Regions from separate parts of the Homo sapiens genome. Here all the other regions are linked to region 1. The links are chromatin contacts, found by Hi-C in ENCODE. All regions are on one chromosome and are shown on one strand. The core of a region is the stretch at or near the end of the contact, and the rest is flanking DNA. Distances in the headings are between cores, read along the strand shown.

The links. Hi-C counts contacts between places; a loop is a spot of excess contacts on that map. Pooled maps may share reads with other maps.
Region 2: a loop to region 1 is called in a pooled map, with 8 times the contacts of the local background. The contact joins the promoter of METTL26 here to the promoter of TSR3 in region 1. A Hi-C loop is called at or near these places in 1 of 37 single-sample maps with no recorded cell type and 5 of 50 pooled maps.
Region 3: a pooled map shows a loop between it and region 1 (16-fold over the local background). The contact joins the enhancer-like site here to the promoter of TSR3 in region 1. A Hi-C loop is called at or near these places in 4 of 50 pooled maps.

What each region holds. Positions count from the first base shown.
Region 1 is chr16:1,350,455-1,354,980 of GRCh38, reverse strand. It overlaps TSR3 (TSR3 ribosome maturation factor), which reads left to right and starts at 3,103. Exons shown (of 6, transcript NM_001001410.3): 1 at 3,103-3,288; 2 at 3,383-3,602; 3 at 3,981-4,174. The coding sequence starts at 3,177. It overlaps GNPTG (N-acetylglucosamine-1-phosphate transferase subunit gamma), which reads right to left and starts at 3,050. Exons shown (of 11, transcript NM_032520.5): 1 at 2,964-3,050; 2 at 2,822-2,879; 3 at 2,675-2,742. The coding sequence starts at 3,015. RefSeq lists a silencer at 2,826-3,525.
Region 2 is chr16:634,165-638,690 of GRCh38, reverse strand. It overlaps METTL26 (methyltransferase like 26), which reads left to right and starts at 2,386. Exons shown (of 6, transcript NM_032366.5): 1 at 2,386-2,597; 2 at 2,917-3,079; 3 at 3,351-3,410; 4 at 3,735-3,802; 5 at 3,894-3,972; 6 at 4,047-4,261. The coding sequence starts at 2,401. The coding sequence ends at 4,094. TRG-CCC2-2 (tRNA-Gly (anticodon CCC) 2-2) reads left to right here and starts at 1,885; the gene lies at 1,885-1,955. It overlaps LOC100287175 (a long non-coding RNA gene), which reads right to left and starts at 1,739. Exons shown (of 4, transcript NR_149003.1): 1 at 1,635-1,739; 2 at 565-668. RefSeq lists enhancers at 582-1,356, 2,787-3,446 and silencers at 2,375-2,494, 2,545-2,724.
Region 3 is chr16:805,263-809,788 of GRCh38, reverse strand. No RefSeq gene overlaps it. Among named protein-coding and RNA genes, the nearest start is that of GNG13, 6.8 kb to the right of the region's middle. RefSeq lists an enhancer at 1,722-1,951 and a silencer at 2,032-2,241. Within about 2 kb of position 2,653, at least 33 of the 41 ENCODE cell types and tissues checked have a DNase peak (open chromatin) inside an H3K27ac peak, as active enhancers do.

The DNA of each region.
Region 1 (4,526 bases), core at 1,854-4,353:
CCCACCCCACAGACGCGGGGGACTTTCCACGCCCGGCCCCACCCCACAGACGTGGGAGACAATCCACGCCCGGCCCTACAGACGCGGGGGAGTATCCACGCCCAGCCCTACAGACGCGGGGGACTATCCACGCCTGACCCCACAGGCGCAGGAAAAAATGGTCTGGAGAAAAACACCATCAACAAAACAAAAAGATCAGGAAACTGGGAAACAAATGTGCCACTTACATCCAAAGGTGGGAAGAGAACTGTTCCAAATTAAAACACTAAAGACACATAATGAACCAAATGCACATGTGAACCTGACTGGCCCTGATGTGGGGATGGGGGTGGGAAAACTAGAAGAGGTATTCTTTTCTAAATTTTTATGGGTTTTTTTTTTTTTTTTTTTTTTTTGAGACGAAGTCTTGCTCTGTCACCCAGGCTGGAGTGCAGGGGCATGATCTCAGCTCACCGCAGCCTCCGCCTCCTGGATTCAAGCAATTCTCCAGCCTCGGCCTCCCAAGCAGCTGGGATTACAGGAGGATACCACTATGCCCGGCTAACTTTTGTTTTTGTGGTTTTTTTTAGTAGAGACGGGGTTTCACCATGTTGGCCAGGCTGGTCTCGAACTCCTGACCTCAAGCGATCGTCACACCTCAGGCTCCCGAGCAACATGCACGCACCACCACGACCAGCATATTCTGTTTTCTTTCCAGGACTCTCACCTCCAAAAAGACGTGGTCCCATTAGCCAAGGCTGCCTCTCTCCTACTGGAAGGGGTTCGGTCGGGAACTGCGCTGTTACACAGTGGCCTGCCTCCTCCCCAGCTTCTTGGGATAGGTGGTGGCCCGACTCCAGCACTTCAGGCCCTGGGAAGCCACCATCCCATGGCTTCTGAGCCGCAGGGAAGTGAGCCTAACCCCAGGTGCGCCATCACGCCCAGCCACACAACAAAAAACTTAAAAAGATGTGTTTGGAGTCAAAGTCCACCAAACCTACCAACACGGTGCGGCACCATCTGATCCCCTTTATCTCTGATCTGTGGCTACCCCAGCTGAATCCCCTCTGGCCCTGGCTGTCCTGCTCAAGGCCTTTGGCCACTCCCTTTCCTGGATCCCTTTCCCCAAATAGCCACAGCTTTACTCCCTTTTCTCCTTTAGCTTTTGGCTGAAATGTCACTTCTTAGACTTTTCCTCAGCACCCTATTTAAAGCAATCCCCACCAAGACAGGAGGATTGCTTGACGCTGGGAGTTTGGGGCCAGCCTGGGCAACATAGTGAGACTTCCATCTCTACAAGAACACTTAACATTTGCCGGGCATGGTGGCGTGCACCTGTAGTCCCAGCTACTCAGGAAGCTGAGGTTGGTGGATTGCTTCAGCCCAGGAGTTCAAGGATGCAGTGAGCTATGATTGCACTACTGCACTCCAGCCCGAGTGAGAGAGCAAGACCCCGTCTCTAAAAAATAAAAAAAGCGATCCCCCAAACAATACTCTAACACACATACACACACTCCCTCCTCTGCTTCACACATCTACATGGCATTTTTCATCATTGGCCATTCTATGTATTTTATCTAATTCTACAGGCTCAGTGCCTGTTCCTCCATCCCTCCCCATTAGACTGTCAGCTCCATGAGGACAAGCATTGGTATATCTGTGTTCGTTTCTGCAACCCCAGCACAGACCCTAACACATAAAGGTATTCGATAATAAAATTACTAAAGCTGGGCGCGGTGGCTCACGCCTATAATCCCAGCACTTTTGGAGGCCGAGATGGGCGGATCACTTGAGGTCAGGAGTTCGAGACCCGCCTGGTCAATACGGTGAAATAAACCCTATCTCTACTAAAAATACAAAAATTTGCTGGGCGTGATGGTGATGCATGCCTGTGATCCCAGCTACTCGGGAGGCTGAGGCATGAGGATCGCTTGAACCTGGGAGGCGGAGGTTGCAGTGAGCCGAGATCGTGCCACTGCACTCCAGCCTGGGCGACAGAGCGAGACTCTTGTCTCAAAAAAAAAAAAAAAAAAATTCTTGGATTTTTGTCTATTATATTTAATACTCATTCAGCGTTTAAATGATATATATACTCATGACCCACCAATTCCACTTCTGGAATCCTGCACTGGGAAACCGCTCACCTGAGGGCAAACCAAAGCACCTACACAGCATGTTCTCCACAGAACTATTTCTAATGGCCAAAAAAATGGCAAGAACCTAAATACAATCGGGGAGTGCAGTGCCATCCTATCGCGTGCTGAGCACCAAGAGAAAGAACGAAGACCTATATCATCACCATGAAGCGTCCCGAGAGATACAGCGAGTGACAACGACAAATCAGCCAAATACTCGCGCAGCATGATTTTTTAAAAAAGCGATTAGATTACAAAAACTATACGTTTTCCAGTTGCATAGACACGCACGTAAAAGCACAGAAACGCGTCTGCAAAGTCACCAGACTATTAACAGCAGTTACCTCTCGGAAAGGAAAGGAAGGACTAAGTCTGGAGATAATTTAATTCGCTACAAGAACGTTCTGGTATATTCTCTCGTACTTCCACATTAATTTTAGAAGGCTGACAAACCAATGCTTTAGACTCCGGGCCGTAACTCTCAGGGTCACTCATCCATCCTCCACTGTTGCTGCTCCCCGCGGCCACCCCCGCGCCGGCCAACAGCGCTCCTCACTCACCAGACACGGGTGAAGGATCCCTCTTGGCCTGGAGGCGACTGGCCTGAGGCAAGAACGGGTTGTTCACCCTACGGGAAGCGGCAAGGTCAGCGGGGAACGGGCCCGGGCCGTCCCCCGCTCGAGCCGCCAGCCCGCGAGGCTGCTCACCCAAACGCGTTGGGCTCCTCCACCACCTTCATCTTCGCTGCACCTGCCGGCGCGGGCCCTACGGGGAGCGAGACCGTGAGCGGGGAGGCCGGGGTGCAGAGCGCGCGCGGGGCCTGGGGACGCGGACGGCCGGGCCACTCACCGCCGGCCGAGAGCCCGAGGAGCAACAGGAGCCGCGCCAGCCCCGCCGCCATCGCGCCGCAGCGGCCGCCGCGCGGTCACGTGAAGTGACGGTCACGTGACCACGGGGACCGGAAGTGGCGTCCGGCGCAAGCGCTGGCAGCCGCACAGCCCATTGGGAGGCCGAGGGGCGCGGCCGTGGGGTGGGGAGTCCCCGGCACCCCAGGTCCGCGCCATGGGCCGCAGGAGGGCAGCGCGCGGGCCGGGGGCGGAAGGCGGCCGCCCTCGGCACCTCCCGACGCGCTCCCTGGAGGCCTTCGCCGAGGAGGTCGGCGCCGCGCTGCAGGGTGAGCGAGGCGTGATGGGGAGAGCGGGTCAGGGTTTGAGGGCCTGCCCGGGGGTCCCACGCTGAGGCCGAGTGCCCTTCTCTCTCTCGTGCAGCTTCCGTGGAGCCAGGGGCGGCTGACGGCGAGGGCGGCCCGGGCCCGGCGGCGCTGCCCTGCACGCTGGCCATGTGGGAGTTGGGCCACTGCGACCCCCGGCGCTGCACGGGCCGCAAGCTGGCCCGCCTGGGGCTGGTGCGCTGCCTGCGCCTGGGCCACAGATTCGGCGGTCTGGTGCTGAGCCCCGTGGGCAAGCAGTACGCGTCCCCCGCAGACAGGTAGGCGCGGGAGGCCTGCCCGAGGTCGTCTTCATTTCCAGCGCGTGGTTCCCTTCAGGGATGGTTTAGTGGCACTTGTATGTCGCACCCACATCCACACCCACGTGGGCAGGGAACGTCTGTCTAGTTTGCCTCCGTTGCGTAGCGCAGAGCCTGGGATAAAGGAGGTTTTGGGGTAATAAACGTTTGTTGAGTGAATAAACACATGCTCCAGGTGCCCCAAGCAGCTGCCTCAAAAGCTTGCTCGTGAAGTCCGTTTGAGGGTGTTTGGGGATGGCGGAATGATGTCCCTGAATCCCTTAGCTAGGCCATTCTCCGGGGCATGCTCCACCTTGGGTAGTGCTGGCTCCTGAACTTATCCCATGCTGTCCCTGGCAGACAGCTGGTGGCGCAGTCTGGGGTCGCCGTCATCGACTGCTCCTGGGCCAGGCTGGACGAGACACCGTTTGGGAAGATGCGAGGGAGCCACTTGCGCCTGTTGCCCTACCTGGTGGCCGCCAACCCCGTGAACTATGGCCGGCCCTACAGACTTTCCTGCGTGGAAGCGTTTGCTGCCACCTTCTGCATCGTAGGTGAGTCCAGGGGCCCCACAGCAGTGTGACCCGGCGGCCTGCTGTTCCTGCTATGCTCCCAGCATCATGTTTCCTGCCGACAGACCCCAGGAGGAGCATAAGGGACGGACAGGGGAACAGTTCAGACAGACCACGGTTCCAGCCCCAACTGTCACTTCAGGTTTTCGGCCTGTGGAGTTGCAGTAGAGGCAGAATGGGATCGCTGTTCTATCAGGGCCGGTGTGTGGGGTGCCATTCATTATCAGGGCACCACTGCCCAGAGAATCCTCCTTATCCTCCACGTCCTCCTTACTGAATTGCTGATCTAAAGAGGCCCTGATGAGGCGTGGGGCAGTCTTGGTGGGAATGTTTG
Region 2 (4,526 bases), core at 1,137-3,636, 720 kb after region 1:
TGAGACGCCCCCTAGGAAGGACTCCTCACGGACTCTTTTCTACCTCCCACCCCCACCCCTGCCCCCACCTTCCCCACTCCCCCAGTTCCCCTCCCCCCACCTGGCTCTGCCCTCCCCCCACCAGCATCGGGCATCGTGTCCTTCAAGGAAGGCCAGTGTGATCCCCGTCATCTGTGCAGCCTGCGTCCTGCCCTGGCTTCTCCCAGTGGCCTTCAGCGCAATCACTCACACAGGCCAGGGAGGCAGGACGGGGTGCTGGGGGGCCTGTGCACAGCCTGAGGGCATATGCTCCTGTGGAAGACCTGGCAGCAAGGACCAGCTGAGTTAGAGTGAGGGCGGTGCTGGGGAGGGAAGCCCCATGTGGGGAAGGGCATAACCCGAGCTCACACAGGCTCCCGAAGGCGGCCCCCCACCTTTGGGGCCCACTGCAGGCGGCAAGGACAAGCTGGGCTGGCCCAGAGCTCAGCAGAGCTAGCGTTTGCTTCAGCCATTGGTGGTCAAGCCACGAGGCCCAAACATCCAGCCCCAACAATAGGCCATATCTGAAGTCAGGCAACACTAAACCTGCCATGCGCTGGGCACTGTAGGCAGCTCCTGAACGCAGCTCCATTCAAGGGGGGAAGCAGGGAGGCGCAGAGAGACTGATCTCGGGCTCCTCTTTCCTGTGCCTAGGGAAGCCCAGGTGAAATCTGGGTGAGGAGAGGTGCATGGGCCCCAGGAGAACCACTGGTCATCATAGGTCCCTCCTCCTGGGGCTCTCCTCGAGGTGGGGGTTGGGGGCAGGGTGCGCATTGAAGGAGGCGCAGGGAAAGTGCTCAGCCCACAGAAAGAGAGATGGAGGCGGCCAGTCAGGCGAGGAAAGCGTGGGCTTGGGCCGCAGAGCCTGCTGCAGGGTCTGGCCAGTCACCACCACGGCGGACACCAACATCTCCTGGCAGGGTTGTCCCTGACCCCTGACTCCCTGAGCCCCCCATGGCCCGCGTTCCCAGTCCCAGACTGGCAGCCTGTAAGCCACTCTCCTACCCTGAGCCACGTGACTGGCCCTCCCTGGTTTACCCCTTCCAACGTCCTTGCCCTAGCCAGAGCGATATGGGGTTCCCATTGGTGAAAAACGGCTCAGCAAAGGCGCTAAGCCAGTCCTGAATGCAGAGCCAGGCGCTTGGCACTTTCTGGAGAAGAGCCCGGCTCTGAGGCTGGGACCCCAACCCTCGGGCGCACATAAATCGCGGCCTGTGACTTGATTTCGGGGGTCACCGACCGACCCCTCACGCTATCCGTGGGCCCTGAGCTGGTGCTGTTACCCCAGTGTCACAGAGAAACCCTGGGGCATTATTCGTGCCCCTCCCGCAGACCGCCCAGTTCTGCAGGCTGGGACCGCCCGCCCCGCCCTCTGCCGCCCCTGCCGCCCCTGCCGCCCCTGCCGCCCCTGCCGCAACCCCGCTCTGGCCCCGCCCCAACCCGCCAGTCCACACTCATGTCCCGCCCCCCAGCCCCGCCTCCCCTCTCGGACCCGCCCCGATATGGCCCCGCCCCTCCGGCAACCCCGCCCTAAACTCGGACCAACAGGGGGCCCCAGCCCAGCCCCGCCCTCTCCCCAGCCCCGCCCCGACAGGGCCTCGCCCCCATCGGCTCACGAAGGCCAACGGCTTCCACGGCTCAGGCCCGAATCGAGACTGTCCTCCAGCTCGCGTCCTTCACGCCCGCTCCTTCCCCTCCGGCACTGGGGGGCACCGCGAGACTCTTACCCTCGCGGTCCCGCCAGCTGGGTCCTCCTATGCAGTCGCCAGCTCCCTTGCGCTGAGCCCGGCGCCAGCGGCGGCGCACGCCCGGAGGACTTCCCGCGTCACAGTCTCTTGTCTCCGCGGGCAGCAACTGTCTTAGACAGCGCCGCTGGTGTAGTGGTATCATGCAAGATTCCCATTCTTGCGACCCGGGTTCGATTCCCGGGCGGCGCACTTAGTTTTTTTTCCCATTTGAACATCGAACTCTCGCTAACGCCAGAAATTTAAAAGTAGAGAAAACCCGAAACCAAGGGAAGGCGCCCAGTCTGGCGCAGCGCTGACACAAATTTCGGAGAGTGACACAGGTGCCCTGAAAACCCTGGACGGCCATGGGCGACAGGGTGCCTGAGCTGAGGCGCCTGTAAACCAGCAAGCCAAGCTCGCCGTTCAGTCCCCTGCCTGGGACCGCCACACACCGCTGAGCCGCTCCCCACCGTGCCTCTGGCGACTGCTGGTCCTTTAACAGGAGGCGCGCGTGCTCCTGGGAGTTGTAGTTTATCAGCTTCCGACGTGCCCCGCGGTATCTGGACTACAGCTCCCGACGTGCCCCGCGGAAGCCCGGCCACCGCCCCCGACGCGACCCGCGCCGCGTCCGCGGCGGGGAGTTGTTGCTGCCGCGATGCTGGTGGCGGCGGCCGCGGAGCGGAACAAGGATCCCATCTTGCACGTGCTGCGGCAGTACCTGGATCCGGCCCAGCGTGGCGTCCGCGTCCTCGAGGTGGCCTCGGGCTCCGGCCAGCACGCAGCGCACTTCGCGCGGGCCTTCCCCCTGGCCGAGTGGCAGCCGTCGGACGTGGACCAGCGCTGCCTGGACAGGTGCGGCCCCCGGGGCGGCCACTTCTATCGGTGCGGCGGTCCGGGGCCTCAAGAGCCCACGGCCCGCAGCCCCGGAGGAAAAGGATGCGGCTCGGGCTCTGAGGGTGCGGGGTGGGAGCCTGGGGGTGCCCCCGGGGCAGGCCCTAGCTGTGCGGCCCCCGCGGCTGCGGAAGTGGGTGGACCTCGGGGTCCCCCTTCCCAGCCGCTTTGGTCTCCGCTCCTCAACGTGCCCCCCAGCCTCCCCTAAGAAATTCTGTGGGGGCGTCGGAAAGGCGGGTGCACAGGACTCGGCCCCCACCCAAGCGTTCGCCTCCTGCAGCATCGCGGCCACCACGCAAGCCCAGGGCCTGACCAACGTGAAGGCCCCGCTACACCTGGACGTGACGTGGGGCTGGGAGCACTGGGGCGGGATCCTGCCACAGTCGCTGGACCTGTTGCTCTGCATCAACATGGCCCATGTCAGCCCCCTGCGCTGCACGGAGGTCTGTGGGGAGCCCAGCATGGGTGTCTGCCGTGGCACCACTCACCCTGCATGGGGGCAGCTGGGATGCCAGATTTGCCCCCATCACAGTCGGGGTGAGGGTCTCCAGCCTCCCCCATCACAGTCGGGGTGAGGGTCTCCAGCCTCCCCCATCACAGTCGGGGTGAGGGTCTCCAGCCTCCCCCATCACAGTCGGGGTGAGGGTCTCCAGCCTCAGGGCCTGGCTTCTGTTGGGGGCAGCACCTCACTGCCGTCCTGTTCCTACTCACCAGGGGCTCTTCAGAGCAGCAGGACACCTGCTCAAACCCAGGGCCCTGCTCATCACCTACGGGGTGAGTGGGCCTGTCCACGGCGGGCCTCCCGCTCCCAGTCCTAGCTGCTGTCTCCTGCCCTGCTGAGAGTCCTCCCTCCTGGGCTCCCTGCCCCCCGCCCAGCCACCAGCACGGCCTCCCCTCCACTTCCAGTCTGTACCCCTCCCTGGGTCATCTGCCAGCCTCCCTACCCCCTTGCCCACCAGGCTGGCCTTGGCTGACTCCCTCTTGGGGACAGGGAGGGGGTGCCCTTTCATTCTCCAAACCCCAGCCTGCAAGTCTGTCCCAGGCTCTCTGGGAAATACCCCGACCTTGGTCCAGTGGGCTGTGTCCCCATGCCCACAGCCCTATGCCATCAATGGGAAGATCTCCCCCCAGAGCAACGTGGACTTTGACCTGATGCTCAGATGCAGGTCAGAGCTAGAGGCGGGGGGTCTGGCTCAGGTGGCAGGTGGCTTGGGTGGCACCCCCCAGGCCATGACTCCATCTCCCCACCCTCTGCAGGAACCCAGAATGGGGGCTTCGGGACACAGCCCTCCTGGAGGACCTGGGAAAGGCCAGTGGCCTGCTCCTGGAGAGGATGGTAGGTGGGGGAGCGGGGGCCCAGGCAACCTCTCTAGGGGTTGAGGGCCGTCCTCCAGCAAAGTGTTTCTCCAGGTGGACATGCCAGCCAACAACAAATGCCTGATCTTCCGGAAAAACTAAGCCCCTCCTTCACCCCCGCACACCTGCATCCCTGCCGGAGGCTCTGTGAGGCACGAACCCTGCCTCCCTAGGCCGGACCTTGTGGACGACAGCCCCACCCAGTCTGTGCTCTCAGCCGCTGGCCGAAGGGCCCAGCCTGCTCAGAATAAAGCATGTCCTGCTGCCGGCTTGCTGGTGTCTGCCCCACCTCCTCCTAGGAGCACCTTGTGAGGTTGGGTGGGAGACGGGGTCTCCTGTGGGGTCAAGGGCTTGGGACGTCCTGATCCTTGCTGCTGGAGCTCGGGCAGTGGGATTGGGGCCGAGACAGCTGCTGAGGCAGGATGGAGCTGGTTGGGGATGCAGGGGCGGACAGGCACTCCCTGGTGACCTTGTACCAAAGCCCAAGCCCCAGTGGGTGTCAAGGCCCCAGCGGAAACTGGCTGGGCATGGGGC
Region 3 (4,526 bases), core at 1,404-3,903, 540 kb after region 1:
AAGAAAAGCAGCTTCGAAGTGAGCGATCCGTGTTTTCTGTTTCCGCTTTCCTCAGCCCTTCCGTCTAGAAAACCAGCCTCCTCTGTTCAGCCCCCCGGGGCACTCCCTGCTCTCTGTAGAGCCAAGCGGTTGCCCGAATCTAGCATCACGAATGGAGCCCACGAGGATCTTTAAACTAAATTTGTAACTCTGTCTTGTGACAATTCTCTGGATCAGCTTATGCAGGGAGGGAAAGAGGGCAAATCAGACACTGTCCTAGTGGACGAGGAGGGAGATGTCCGACCTGCCGTGGGTCATCTCAAGCACCTACTTGGCTGGGTGAAGGGATCCCTAGAGACCTCATAAGGCGCTGCTTCTGGGTGTGTCTGCGAGGGGGTTTCCAGAGGAGCCTGCCTGGGGGTCGGGGGACCAAGGGGAAGACCCTCCATGGGGGCGGATACCATCAATCGCCTGGGGGCCCAGATAGAACAAAAAGGGGCTGGGCACGATGGTCCACGCCTGTAATCCCAGCACTTTGGGAGGCTGAGGCAGGCGGATCACTTGAGGTCAGGAGTTCGCGACTAGCCTGGCCATGGTGATACCCCATCTCTCCTAAAAAATACAAAACAAATTGCCAGGCATGGTGGCATGCACCTGTAGTCCCAGCTACTCTGCAGACTGAGGCAGGAGACTCGCTTGAACCTGGGAGGTGAACGCTGCAGTGAGCTGAGGTCGTGCCACTGCACTGCATTCTGTCTCTAGCCTAGGAGACAGAGCGAGACTCTGTCAAAAAAAAAAAAAAAAAGAGGGAAAAGAAGTTCTGCTCTTGTTCCTGGCGCTGGGACTCTCTCTTCCTCCTCCTGCCCTTGGACAGGGCCCCCAGCCTTGGGACTCCAGGACTTAACACCAGCGGCTCCTTGGATTCTCAGCTTTCAGCCCTGGCCTGAGTCACACCTTTAGCTCCCCTGGTTCTTCCGTTTCCTGACTTGGACCGAGCCAGGCTGCCAGCATCCCAGGTCTCCGGCTTGCAGATGGCATCCCTCCCGGGACTTCTCGGCCTCCCTAACCGCATGGGCCAATTCCCCTGACAAACCCACTATCATCCGTCTATTAATCCGTCTCTCCAATATATTGGTCGGCCTCTGGAGAATGCCTACTGATGCGACACCTGTTTCTGTACACTGGCTTCTGCCTCAGATCTCACAGGCGTGCCAGGGAAGAAGCATTCCAGATCCCATTTAGGAAACTGTGGAGGACGGTGTGAAAGTAAAAGCTCAGGACCCCAATTCAGGCTGCCAAAAGGACAGAACGAAGCCGAAGACGGAGCCGGTCAAGTTACTGCCTCTCCCTGTGTTGTTGGGCAGGTAACTACAGACGCGAGGTCAGATCTCACTCTCCATTGCCCTCATCTTGCGGACGCATCATCGGCGACCCCAGCCCCCCACCCCCCGCCCCTCCTTTTCTCTTCCCACCGTGGGCTCAGAAACAGGACCGGAGCCTTCCTTACCCCGCAGCCCGCTTTCCCCCTTTAAATACGGAGGCCTCAAAACCATCTCTGGAGAAAGGCATCGACCTGTCCCCCCAGGCGCGACCTCGACCTTGCCGAGCCACGCTCCGAAGCCCACCGAGGCCTGTCCCGGCTACTTCTTGGTTTACAACTGAAATGGACCAAAAAGACAGCGGGCATCCTTCTGGATCATCTGATTCTGCAGGGGTCTGCGACTTTCGCCGTCTTCGAGATATTTTACGGTCCTGGAGTTGCAGAAAACGTCGAGCAACGCGAGCGACTCTCGACCAGCGTCGCGTCCGTCAAATGCAATCGATCATCGCCAGTGGAGAGTGACCGGATATGAGAGCCCTGCCCGACTCCAACATGGCCGCCCAGCCCACGACCGAGGCCTGGGCAGCCGCTGCCAGGAGCCAAGATGGCTGCGACGAGCGCTGACGTCACGCGGGCGGCCACCGTGCGCGGCTGACCCTTTCCTGCCGGGACCCGGAAATTATCTCCCAAGGCGGAAGTAAACGGCGCGCGACGGTCGGTTGAAAAGTTGGCCGGGGCGGGCGAAGGCTGCGAGCGGGGCCGTCCGGGTGGTCTGGGCGACTGCCCCGAGGGCCCGCCACGCCCTGGGGCCAGCCCTGACCGTCTTACCTCAGTTTCCCCACCTGTAAGAGGGATCCGCTGGCGGGTCCCTTTGCCATCCCCCTTCTCTAAATGCAGGGACAGAAGACGGCCGCTGGCGGGACGGCCACAGGGGCCCAGGCCCGGCGCCTGCACGCGGGGCTCGCGCCCGGGTGTTTGGCCATATCGGGAGGCGGCAGGAGGCGGCGGCGAGGGGCCCTGGCGAGGGCACAGGCGGGTCAGGGAGCAGCGCTGGCTGAGGCCCGGCGGCCAGAGGGAGCGGGAGGGAAGGTGCGGGGCCTGGGCTGCTGCCTCCTGGGCACGTCTAGCTTTCGAGGGTCACACCGCGGGGAGAGGTGACATTTTGAAAAGGTAATGGGGGCCACGATCCCTCCAGAGGCTATAGGGAGGACCCTTCCTGCCTCTTTGAGCTCCTGGGGGCTCTGGGAGCTCCAGGCGTCCTTAAGAGGCTTGTGGCCGCGTGGCTCCAAACTTGTTTTTGTTTTGTTTTGTTTTGTTTTGTTTTTTGAGACGGAGTCTCGCTCTGTCACCCAAGCTGGAGTGTAGCGGCGCGATCACGGCTCACTGCAAGCTCCGCCTCCCGGGTTCTCGCCATTCTCCTGCCTCAGCCTCCCGAGTACCTGGGACTAGAGGCGCCCGCCACCACACCTGGCTAATTTTTTTGTATATTTTTTTTAGTAGAGACAGGGTTTCACCGTGTTGGCCAGGATGGTCTCAACCTCCTGACCTCGTGATCCGCCTGCCTCCGCCTCCCAAAGTGCTGAGATTGCAGGCGTGAGCCACCGCCCCCGGCCCAAACATTTTTTTTTTTTTTTTTTTTTTTTTTTTGAGATGGAGTCTCCCTCTGTTGCCCAGGCTGGAGTGCAATGGCATGATCTCGGCTCACTGCAACCTCCACCTCCTGGGTTCAAGTGATTCTCCTGCCTCAGCCTCCCGAGTAACTGGGACTACAGGCGCGCAGGCCACCACCCCTGGCTAATTTTTGTATTTTTAGTAGAGACAGGTTTCCACCATGTTGGCCAGGTGGTCTGCCCACTTTGGCCTCCCAAAGTGCTGGGATTACATATGTGAGCCACCATGCCCGGCCTCAACTTTTTTTGAGACAGAGTCTCACTCTGTTGCCCAGGCTGGAGTGCAGTGACATTATCTCAGCTCACTGCAGCTTCCACCTCCCAGGCTCAAGCAATCCTCCCACCTCAGCCTCTCCAATAGCTGGGACCACAGGTGCGCACCACCACACCCAGCTAATTTTTGTATTTTTTTGTAGAGACAGGGTCTCACTTTGTTGTCCAGGCTGGTCTCCAACTCCTGAGCTCAAGGGATCCTCCCGCCTTGGCCTCCATAAGTGCTGGGATTACAGGTGTAAGCCGCTACTTCCTGTCGTCTACTCTCTGTATTTTGCAAATAAAACGTTTGCAGGTCATGTCAAACATCAAGTGATTGATCTGTGGGGACGCAGGCGCCTTCCTCAGAGCCCCTCCCTCCCCTGCTTCTGCCCCAGCCAGCCTTGTGCATCTGCAGATACCGAGGCTGCTCAGGGGCGCTCTGCTGTCCACTGAGTGCGAGGAGTCTCAGGCGCTGCAGGGACCCGGGTGCTGCCACACGGGTGGACAGCCCATGGTGGCCGGTTGGAGGCCTCTAGCACAGACCCTGCACACCTGGAGGCTTCTGCTGGCAAAGCCCTGGGACCTAAGACCAGATGCCCAGGGCTATGGCCCACTTGGGATGACACACAGGGTCCCCAGATGTGTGCATCTACCCCAGTGACCCCCTTTTTGGGATGCTTGTGTCTGTTCTGGGGCTGCTCTGGGCCCCAGGGGTTGGGGGTGGGCGGTGTCCCCTTGTGAGAAGGGGCCCGCATGGCAGGAGTTCCCTGTGGGCGCAGGCCAGGCCCTGGAACGGTCTGTACCTCGCACACTGCATTTGCGAGCGGCTGCGCTGTTCCTGAGCTGGTTGGGAGCTCAGAAATGCAGGCGGGTGTCTTCCTGCCCCATGGGGTGGTAGAGATAGCCAGGAAGTGAGTGCCGGCCGCCCAGGGCCCCAGGCTTATTTCCCGAGACGGAGCTTGGCCACCTGTGGTCTGGTCTCCACGTAGCAGGATGCACGTTCGAGGCCTGTGACCCATGGGGTGGTAAGTGGGGTGTGCAGCTGCCCCACCCGTGTTGGGGTGACCTGGCTGTCCCCAGCAGCCACCTCTGCACGGGGGCTTCTGGTCAGTTCGGGCCATCCTAGCATCTGGCTAGGCTCTGCCAAACCCATTTGCCAATCAGATTTGGAAGACTGGACATTCTGTGGTTTCCCTAGCCCCGGAAGCAGCAGCAGGGCCATCCCCTGCACTGGGGGTCCCAGGATCCCTGATGGGCTGTGGCGTGACCCATCCAGGGTCTTAGAGGCCAACCTGGATTCA